Regions from separate parts of the Homo sapiens genome. Here region 2 is linked to region 1. A link is an interaction called in ENCODE POLR2A ChIA-PET data of the cell type or tissue named here. Cell type or tissue: A673. All regions are shown on one strand.

Evidence for each region. ChIA-PET counts read pairs that join two places held together with the same protein. Peaks named below come from ENCODE experiments on the same cell type or tissue, not always from the same donor. Only the 100,000 strongest peaks of a DNase experiment are listed, where the experiment ranks them.
Region 2: POLR2A ChIA-PET joins it to region 1 with 6 read pairs; 5 of 35 experiments call an interaction of 5 or more read pairs at or near these places.

Annotation. Positions count from the first base shown.
Region 1 is chr1:28,806,020-28,811,019 of GRCh38, forward strand. No RefSeq gene overlaps it. Among named protein-coding and RNA genes, the nearest start is that of OPRD1, 3.6 kb to the right of the region's middle. RefSeq lists an enhancer at 1,029-1,536. In A673, no CTCF peak of the experiment used is centred here; no DNase peak of the experiment used is centred here; H3K27me3 peaks cover 903 bases.
Region 2 is chr1:28,593,551-28,598,550 of GRCh38, forward strand. It overlaps RAB42 (RAB42, member RAS oncogene family), which reads left to right. Exons shown (of 2, transcript NM_001193532.3): 2 at 144-1,899. The coding sequence ends at 567. Among named protein-coding and RNA genes, the nearest start is that of RAB42, 3.8 kb to the left of the region's middle. RefSeq lists an enhancer at 1-443. In A673, no CTCF peak of the experiment used is centred here; a DNase peak (open chromatin) is centred at 2,471; H3K27ac peaks cover 788 bases.

The DNA of each region.
Region 1 (5,000 bases):
TGTAAGGTGGTACAAGGGGCTGGTGAGGTAGAGAGAGGTGGAGGTGTGAAGCACCCTGGAGCCATGTTACTGCTTGAAGGCAGCAAGCCTGGGTGCAGGGAGGTCATTTCAGAGGCTATTTCAGTAGTTGAGCAAGAAATGGTGCCTATAACTCCAGCACTTTGGGAGGCCAAGGTGGGCGGATCACCCGGGGTCAGGAGTTCGAGACCAGCCTGGCCAACATAGTGAAACCCTGTGTCTACCAAAAATACAAAAATTAGCAGGGCATGGTAGCACGTCCCTGTAGTCCCAGCTACTCGGGGTGCTGAGGTAGGAGAATTGCTTGAAATCGGGAGGCAGAGGTTGCAGTGAGCTGAGATCACACCACGGCACTCCAGCCTGGGCAACAGAACGAGACTCCATCTCAAGAAAAAAAAAAAAAAGAAGAAATGGTGGTTTGTCAGACTAGGAGGACATTGGTAATAAGAATAAGGAACAATGGCGGGATTCAGGGATTATAAAGGAAGGATGGACAGGACCTGGTGATTGCTTAGAAGTGGTGGAAAGAGACAGAGAGGAGTCAAGAATGATTCTCAGGTTTCTAGCTTGAGCAACTACATGGATAGTGCCAATCCTATTTCTTTCGCCAATTTGCCGTGTATCAGGCTCTCTAGATGTCTGTCTTCCTAGCTAGCAAATGAAGATAATGAAGCCTAACTTCCCCGTGTATCAGGCTGGTGTCAAGATGAAGTCATCAATCTGGAAGTGCTTTGTTTGTTTGTTTGTTTATTTTTATTTTGAGGTGGAGTCTTGCTCTGTCGCCCAGGCTGGAGTGCAATGGCGCGATCTCGGCTTGCTGCAACCTCCGCCTCCCAGGTTCTAGTGATTCTCCTGCCTCAGCCTCCTGAGTAGCTGGGATTACAGGCGCCCACCACCAAACCTGGCTAAGTTTTGTATTTTTAGTAGAGATGGGGTTTCACCATGTTGACCAGGCTGGTCTTGAACTCTTGACCTCAAGTGATCCATGCGCCTCGGCCTCCCAAAGTGCTGGGATGACAGGCGTGAGCCACTGCTCCCGGCCTGGAAGTACTTTGGAAAGTCAAAAGTCCTTTGCATTATTTTATAGTTATTTTTACTATCCTCCCCCTCCTGGAGCTTGCTGATGGAGCCAGACTGAGAGGCAACCCAGGGGAGCTGCCTGCTCACTGGGAGGCAGCCGCTGTATCTTCCATCAGGCAGCTCTGTCTCTTTGGCAGGTGGGAGCCACATTCCCACATACTAAATTGTTAATAGCTTCCCCAGGGAGTTCCTTTCTGCTCTGACTCCTTCAGTGATTTCTGTTTCTCTCCTGCTGACGCCTTCTGATGCCCTGGGTTAGCCCAGGATTTCCCATCCATTTTTCTCTTCATTTCTCCCACCTTGAGGTCAGGATATGAACAAGCTCCAAATACAGCTCAAACTCCTCTGTGACCCAGGTGTGAAGGACTGTGTCTACCCTGGTTCCCCCCAACAGTGGGGATGAACTCAAGAATCTCCCAAGTGGCCGGGCACAGTGGCTCACACCTGTAATCCCAGCACTTTGGGAGGCCAAGGCGGGCGGATCACCTGAGGTCAGGAGTTCGAGACCAGCCTGACCACATGAAGAAACCCCATCCCTACTAAAAATACAAAATTAGCCAGGTGTGGTGGCACATGCCTGTGATCCCAGCTACTCGGGAGGCTGAGGCAGGAGAATCGCTTGAACCCGGGAGGCGGAGGTTGCAGTGAGCCGAGATTGTGCCATTGCACTCCAGCATGGGCAACAAGAGCAAGACTCCATCTCAATAATAATAATAATAATAATAATAATAATAATAATAATAATAATAAAGAATCTCCCAAGCTCCAAGTGAGTCATTGCCCTACACCGGGGTGGTGGGGAAACTCTGCTGAACAGAGGCAGACGGAGTATGTTTTTCTGGGTGACTTTCTAGTCTTTGTTCTGGGAGGCATCATAGTCTAGTAGTCAGGAGACTGGGGTTTGGAGTCACACAGATCTGGCTTGGCATCTCAGTTCTGGCTTGGGTAGGTAACCTAACCTCTGCAAAATGGAATAATAATAACTCTATATGCTTATAGGACTGCTTGGGGATTAAATGAGATAATCCACATAGCATTTGGCCCAGTGCCTGCCATAGAACATGCTCTCCATAAATGGAAGCCAACAGCGTTGTTATATGAATTTGTGACCACAGAAATGAGACTGCCTTTTAAAGATAAGTAGACTAGAAGTCCAGGTGCAGTGGCTCATGCCTATAATTCCAGCACTTTGGGAGGCTTGAGCCCAGGAATTCGAGCCCAGGAGTTCGAGACCAGCCTGGGCGACATAGTGAGACACCATCTCTACAAAAAAAAAAAAAAAAAAAAAAAAAGCCAGGTGCGGTGGCTCACATCTGAAATCCCAGCACTTTGGGAGGCCGAGGCGGGCAGATCAGGAGGTCAAGAGATGGAGACCATCTTGGCCAATGTGGTGAAACCCCGTCTCTACTAAAAATACAAAAATTAGCCAGGTGTGGTGTTGCGCACCTGTAGTCCCAGCTACTCTGGAGGCTGAGGCAGGAGAATTGCTTGAACCCTGGAGGCAGAGGTTGCAGTGAGCTGAGATCGTGCCACTGCACTCCAGCCTGGCAACAGAACAAGACTCCGTCCCCCACCTCAAAAAAATAAAAATAAAATAAATTGATCATTTCCAAGTTTTCATTTTAGAAGGTCATTGTGGAAAACCCTCTAGAAGCCTTTGAATTTTCATTTGTTCCTCCAATGTCCAGAATGGGGAAATTCACTTGCACTAGGCATGTATGTTTTCTTTTCTTTTCTTTTCTTTTTTTTTTTTTTTTTTTTGAGACAGTCTCGCTCTGTTGCCCAGGATAGAGTGCAAAGGCACAATCTCGGCTCACTGCAACCTCTGCCTCCCAGATTCAAGCATTTCTTCTGCCTCAGCTTCCTGAGTAGCTAGGATTACAGGTGTGTGCCACCAAGCCTGGCTAATTTTTTGTATTTTTAGTAGAAACGGGGTTTTGCTGTGTTAGCCAGGCTGGCCTTGAACTCCTGACCTCAGGTGATTTGCCCTCCTCGGCCTCCCAAAGTGCTGGGATTACAGATGTGAGCCACGGAGCCCAGCCAACATGTATGTTTTCTTAGCAATTATTTCACTCATGTACTTGGTCATTTACATATCTTTTGCAACTTCTTTTTTTTTTTTGAGATGGACTTCTGCTCTTTTCACCCAGGCTGGAGTGCAATGGTGCCATCTCAGCTCACTGCAACCTCTGCCTCCCAGATTCAAACGATTCTCCTGCCTCAGCCTCCCAAGTAGCTGGGATTACAGGCGCCCAACATCATGCCCAGCTATTTTTTTTTTTTTTTTTTTTTTGGTATTTTTAGTAGAGACGGTGTTTCACCATGTTGTTCAGGCTGGTCTCGAACTCCTGACCTCAGGTGATCCGCCCTCCTTGGCCTCCCAAAGTGCTGGGATTACAGGCATGAGCCACCACACCCAGCCCTCTTTCACAACTTCTTGATTGTGAGCTTCTTTAAAAAAAAAAAAAATTACGAAGTAACCAAAGTTGGAACTGAGCTTCTTTATTCAGTCACTCATCAAGTAAGCACCTGTGTGTCAGGGCTTGCACTAAGCTGGAGGGCACAGAAACACACAAGATCTTTTTATGTTTTTTTCAACTTATTATTATTATTATTATTTTGAGACAGGGTCTTGCTGTCATCCAGGCTGGAGTGCAGGGGCAAGATCTCGACTCACTGCAGCCTCTATTTTCCCAGCTCAAATGATCCTCCCACCTCAGCCTCCCAAGTAGCTGCAACTAGAGACACACATTACCATTCCTGGCTAATTTTTTTTTTTTTTTTTTTTTTTTTTTTGTAGAGACAGGGTTTTGCCATGTTGCCCACGCTGGTTTCGAACTCCTAGGCTCAAGTGATCTGTCTGCCTCAGCCTCTCAAAATGTTCGGATTACAAGTGTGTGCCACCGTGCCCAGCCTTTTTCAATTTTTCTTGTAGATCCAAGGGATCCATGTGCAGATTTGCCACCTGGGTATATTTTGTGATGCTGAGGTTTGGGGTATGAATTATCCTGTCAACTAAGTTACTGAGCATAGTATTCAATGGTTAGTTTTACACAATACTTTTTTGTGTGAAGGTGATGCACAAAAAATCCAATGATTACACAATAAATACATGGGAAACTATTAATATGTAAAGAAGAAGTACGTGATGCTACTGCATAATAAGGAGAGCTGGGCTAGTTGGAGGTGGGGTGGGGATCAGGGAAGGTTTCACAAAGGAAGTGATATTTAAGCTGAAATTTGAGGGGTAAATAACGCTTAGGCTGGGGTATTGGCCCAGCCTTCCGAGTGGAAGGAATAGCATGTACAAATGTCCTGAGGTAGGAAAAAACTTGGCTTGGAGGGTTAGGGAGGGGACCAGAATTCCAATAAAGTAGCCCTCCTTCTTCCTATCCCAATTTCTCTCTGCTGGCACTAGAAAAGTTTCTGAGTACCAGGCCCTTTGGGAAAGGGAGAGAGTTTTGGCAGCAGGTGACCACAGCAAAAATCTTTCTGATAAGTCCTTAGGTGGTTGAGTGGGAAAGCCCTGGGGTGGGGGGCTTGCTGTAGTTGGTAGAAGTGGCTGGACAGCAGCTAAGTGGGGTGGAGAAAATGGAGAAGAGGGTGAGCTTGGGAATTCTGGCTTTGCTTTTTTCTGGGAAAGGGTAGGAGCCTTGCACATATATGGATGATTCAAGCTAGAGGGTGAGATGAGGGAGAGCTCCTTGTCCAGCCACACACAGATCCAAGAGCATTGCCCCAGAGCCTAGAGCTCAGAACCCCTAATATTGTTCCACTCCAGTTCCCTTTGGGATCTTTATTATCCAAAAAGTATTTCTTGAGCACCTGCTGTGACCCCAGCCCTCTCCTGGATGCAGGGGTCAATCAGACCTGGTCCCTTTAAGGAGGGAGACCAGTTCGGA
Region 2 (5,000 bases), 210 kb before region 1:
GAGAACCACGGGGCCGTGTGAAGTGAGCCCTGTTGGGGTGTGAGGCATTCTGTGGATCCCAGGGGGAGGAGGTCCTGCCTCTGGGGGTGTCATGGAGGCATCAGCCTCTCCCAGCTTACCTTTCCACCTCCCTGCCTCCCCAGGTGCATCACCAGGTCCTTTTACCGGAATGTGGTGGGTGTCCTGCTGGTCTTTGATGTGACAAACAGGAAGTCCTTTGAACACATCCAAGACTGGCACCAGGAGGTCATGGCCACTCAGGGCCCGGACAAGGTCATCTTCCTGCTGGTTGGCCACAAGAGTGACCTGCAGAGCACCCGCTGTGTCTCAGCCCAGGAGGCCGAGGAGCTAGCTGCCTCCCTGGGCATGGCCTTCGTGGAGACCTCGGTTAAAAACAACTGCAATGTGGACCTGGCCTTTGACACCCTCGCTGATGCTATCCAGCAGGCCCTGCAGCAGGGGGACATCAAGCTAGAAGAGGGCTGGGGGGGTGTCCGGCTCATCCACAAGACCCAAATCCCCAGGTCCCCCAGCAGGAAGCAGCACTCAGGCCCATGCCAGTGTTGACTCTAGGAGAGAAAGGGTTAAAGCAGTCCCAGCCTTAGCCCACCTGGTGGGATGGGGAGTGTTAATATCTCTCTGGAGGACAAATGACAGAAGGGTTCATATAAACAGTATCCTGACACAGTCATGCTTCCTGGATTTTGGAGTCGAGGCTTTCTACAGAAAAGAAAGTTCTGATGGCCAGGCATGGTGGCTCACGCCTGTAATCCTAGCATTTTTGGAGGCCAAGGACAGTGGATCACCTGAGGTCAGGGGTTCGAGACCAGCCTGGCCAACATGGTGAAACCCTGTCTCTACTAAAAATACAAAAATTAGCCAGGCGTGGTGGTGCATGCCTGTAATCCCAGTTACTCCAGAGGCTAAGGCAGGAGAATTGCTTGAACCTGGGAGGCAGAGATTGCAGTGAGCCAAGACTGCGCCACTGCACTCCAGCCTGGGCAACAGAGTGAGACTCTGTTTCAAAAAAAAAAAAGAAAAGAAAAGAAAGGCCTGAGAGACCAGATGTGCAACTTCCTGTCCTTGAGCCTCAGTGTCCCTATCTATCGATGGGGCTCATAAAAGATCCCACCTTGAAGGGAGGTGGTGACCACAAATGAGACAGTGGACAGGATGTGCTCACCCAGAGCCTGCCGCGCTGTGAATTGAATGACAAAAGCTCTCATTCCCACTCCCTTTTTCTTGGCTGCGATGTGGCCACTCTGGCAGCATTCCTGGGCTCAGACACTGAGAAGCCAGCGTCAGGAAGCTGATGCATGGGCAAAGGCAGGTGCGGGGAATTCCAGGGGGAGCTTGGCTTGGAGGCTTCTTATGTCCTCAGGCTAAAATGATTCTGGGCATGGGATTAATATGTGACGTCAAACCCAGGGTTGCTGGCCAATGCCCCCCCGACCAGGCCCAGGGGCTGAAAAATGGATGTTGGAGGCTGGGATGAACATGAATGTGTAGCAACTATGTTGGGCACACAGTGGCCACTGTGATGAGCCACCAAGATCCCCCTTTCTGGCTGGGGAACCCATCAACCCTCTCCCCAGCTGCTGGAGTGCCACTGGATGATGGACTTCAGCTTGCCCCACTCTCTGGGAAAGGCCCTCCCTTCAGGGCAGCTTGTATCCAAAGTTCATCTCCTGGGGGGCCTTAAAGGACTCCCTCTTGCCCCAGCTCTGGACAACTCTGAAAGTCAAAACCAACTTTATCAGTCTCTGTGGGCTTCATTGAGGACACTGTTGTGACATCATAGCCAAGTTATCCCCTTGCCCAATCCTGCTTCCTTTTCTTCCCCAAACAGGTATCCATTTCAAGAATATCCCCTAATAAACATCTGCACACTCATCTCCATCTCAGAATCTGCCTCCTGGTAACCTAACCTATGATGGGAACTGCTAGGCAGGGAATGTCCTGGGAGCAATTAGGGAAGGCTTCATGGAAGAGACACTGTTTATGTTAGGCCGAATCTCAGCAGGTGTAGGGCTTAGTGGGTATCATTGTGCTGTAGCAAAAAGCACAGCCACTTTGCTGGGTGCAGTGGCTCACGCCTGTAATCCCAGCACTTTCGGAGGCCTAGGCAGGCAGTTCACTTGAGGTTGGGAGTTCGAGACCAGTATGGCCAACACGGCGAAACCCTGTCTATACTAAAAATACAAAAATTAGCTGGGTGTGGTGGCTCATGCCTGTAATCCCAGCACTTAGGAGGCTGAAGCATGAGAATTGCTTGAGCCCAGGAGGCAGAGGTTGCAGCGAGCCACGATCCCGCCACTGCACTCCAGCCCTCTAACTTGGGTGGCAGAGCAACACTCCGTCTCATAAAAAAAGAAAAAAGCATAGTCACTTAACTCTCTTTTGTGACCTTGAGCTAGTTACTTGGCCTCCTTGAGCCTTGGTTTCCTCCTCAGTCAGTAACATGAGACTGATAATCCCTCCCTCCTAGGGTTCTTAGAAGGTTTTCAGAATGAGTTTCTTAGCTTCCTCCCCATGGAGAGGGGGCTGAGGGGTCTTCCTGTGCACTTGGTCCTGCCTCTTTTTTTTTTTAAACCCATAAAAATTCACCTGTTTTATTTTGTGGGGGGTGGGGAATATCCATTACCTCAGACATTTATATTTTATTTGTATTACAAACAATCCAGTTATACGTTTTTATTTCTAAATGTACAATAAATTACTGTTGACTGTAGTCACCCTGTTGTGCTATCAAATGTTAAATCTTATTCATTCTATTTAACTGCATTTTTGGCTGGATGTGGTGGCTCACGCCTGTAATCCCAGCACTCTGAGTGCCGAGGTGGGCGGATCACCTGAAGTCAGGAGTTCGAGACCAGCCTGGCCAACATTGGTGAAACCCTGTCTCTACTAAAAACACAAAAATTAGCTGGACATGGTGGCATGTACCTGTAATCCCAGCTACCGCGGAGTCTGAGGCAGGAGAATCACTGGAACCTGGGAGGCAGAGGCTGCAGCGAGCTGACACCGTGCCACCGCACTCCAGCCTGGGCGATAGAGCGAGACTCCATCTCAAAAAACAAATAAATAAAAATAAAATAAAAATAAAAACTATGTTTTTGTACTCATTAGCCATACCCACTTCCCCCCACCACTACCCTTCCCAGCCTCTGGTCACCATCATTCTACTCTATCTCCATGAGTTCAATTGTTTTAATTGTTAGCTCCCATAAGTAAGTGAGAATGTAAAAAGTTTGTCTTTCTGTGCCTGGCTTTTTTCACTTATAATTCCAGTTCCATCCATGTTGTTGCACATGACCTGCCTCTTCTTTTTAAACATCCTTATTCATCCTTGTGACGTGGTGAGGTTGGCACAATCATCCCCATTTCACAGATAAGAAAGCTGGGGCCAGGAGAGGAAAATTACTTGCTTTAGGGTATCTTTTCATTCCTTCATCGTTTTTTTTTTTTTTTCCTTAGATACAGGGTCTCGCTCTGTTGCCCAGGCTGGAGTGCAGTGATGCAATCACACCTCACTGCAATGTCGACCTCCTGGGCTCAAGTGATCCTCCCACCTCAGCTTCCCAAGTAGCTGGGACTACAGGTGCACTTCACAAAGCTAACTTTTAAATTATTTGCAGAGACAGGGTCTCACTATGTTGCCCAGGCTGGTCTCACACTCCTGGCCTCAATCAATCCTCCTGCCTCAGCCTCCCAAAGTGCTGGGATTACAGGTGTGAGCCACTGTACCTGGTCTCCTTCATCAATTTTCTTTCTTTTTTTTTGAGACAGAGTCTTGCTCTGTCGCCCAGGCTGGAGTGCAGTGGGGCGATTTCGTCTCACTGCAATCTCTGCCTCCTGGGTTCAAACGATTCTCCTGCCTCAGCCTCCCAAGAAGCTGGGACTACAGGTGTGTGTCACCACACCAGGCTAACTTTTGTATTTTCAGTGTTTCACCATGTTGGCCAGGCTGGTCTCGAACTCCCGAACTGAGGTACTCTGCCTGCCTCGGCCTCCCAAAGTGCTGGGATTACAGGCATGAGCCACCGTGCCTGGTCCGTCAGAGGCTTATTATTATTACTTTGAGGTGGAGTCTTGCTCTGTCACCCAGGCTGGAGTGCAGTGGCGCAATCTCGGCTCACTGCAACCTCTGCCTCCTGGGTTCAAGCGATTCTCCTGCCTCAACCTCCTGAGTAGCTGGGACTACAGGCGCACGCCACCACGCCCAGATAATTTTTTGTATTTTTAGTAGAGATGGGGTTTCACCATGTTAGCCAGGATGGTCTCGATCTTCTGACCTCGTGATCCACCCGCCTCAGCCTCCCAAGAAGATGGGACTACAGGTGTGTGCCACCACACCAGGCTAACTTTTGTATTTTCAGTAGAGACAGGGTTTCACCATGTTGGCCAGGCTGGTCTCGAACTCCCAACCTCAGGTGATCCACCCGCCTTGGCCTCCCAAAGTGCTGGGATTACAGGCGTGAACCACTGCGCCCAGATGCTTCATCAATTTTTTTTTTTTTTGAGACAGAGTTTCACTCTTGTTGCCCAGGCTGGAGTGCAATGGCACGATCTCTGCTCACTGCAACCTCCGCCTCCCAGGTTCAAGCGATCCTCCTGCCTCAGCCTCCCTAGTTGCTGGGATTATAGGCATGCGCCACCACACCTGGCTAATTTTATATTTTTAGTAGAGATGGGGTTTCTGCATGTTGGTCAGCCCGGACTTGAACTCCTGACTTCATGTTATCCACCTGCCTTGGCCTCCCTAAGTGCTGGAATTACAGGCATGAGCCACTCCCAAAGTGCCTGGTCCGTCAGAGGCTTATTATTATTATTATTTTGAGGCGGAGTCTTGCTCTGTCACCCAGGCTGGAGTGCAGTGGCGCAATCTCGGCTCACTGCAACCTCTGCCTCCGGGGTTCAAGCGATTCTCCTGCTTCAACCTCCTGAGTAGCTGGGACTAAAGGTGCGTGCCACCACGCCCAGCTAATTTTTTGTATTTT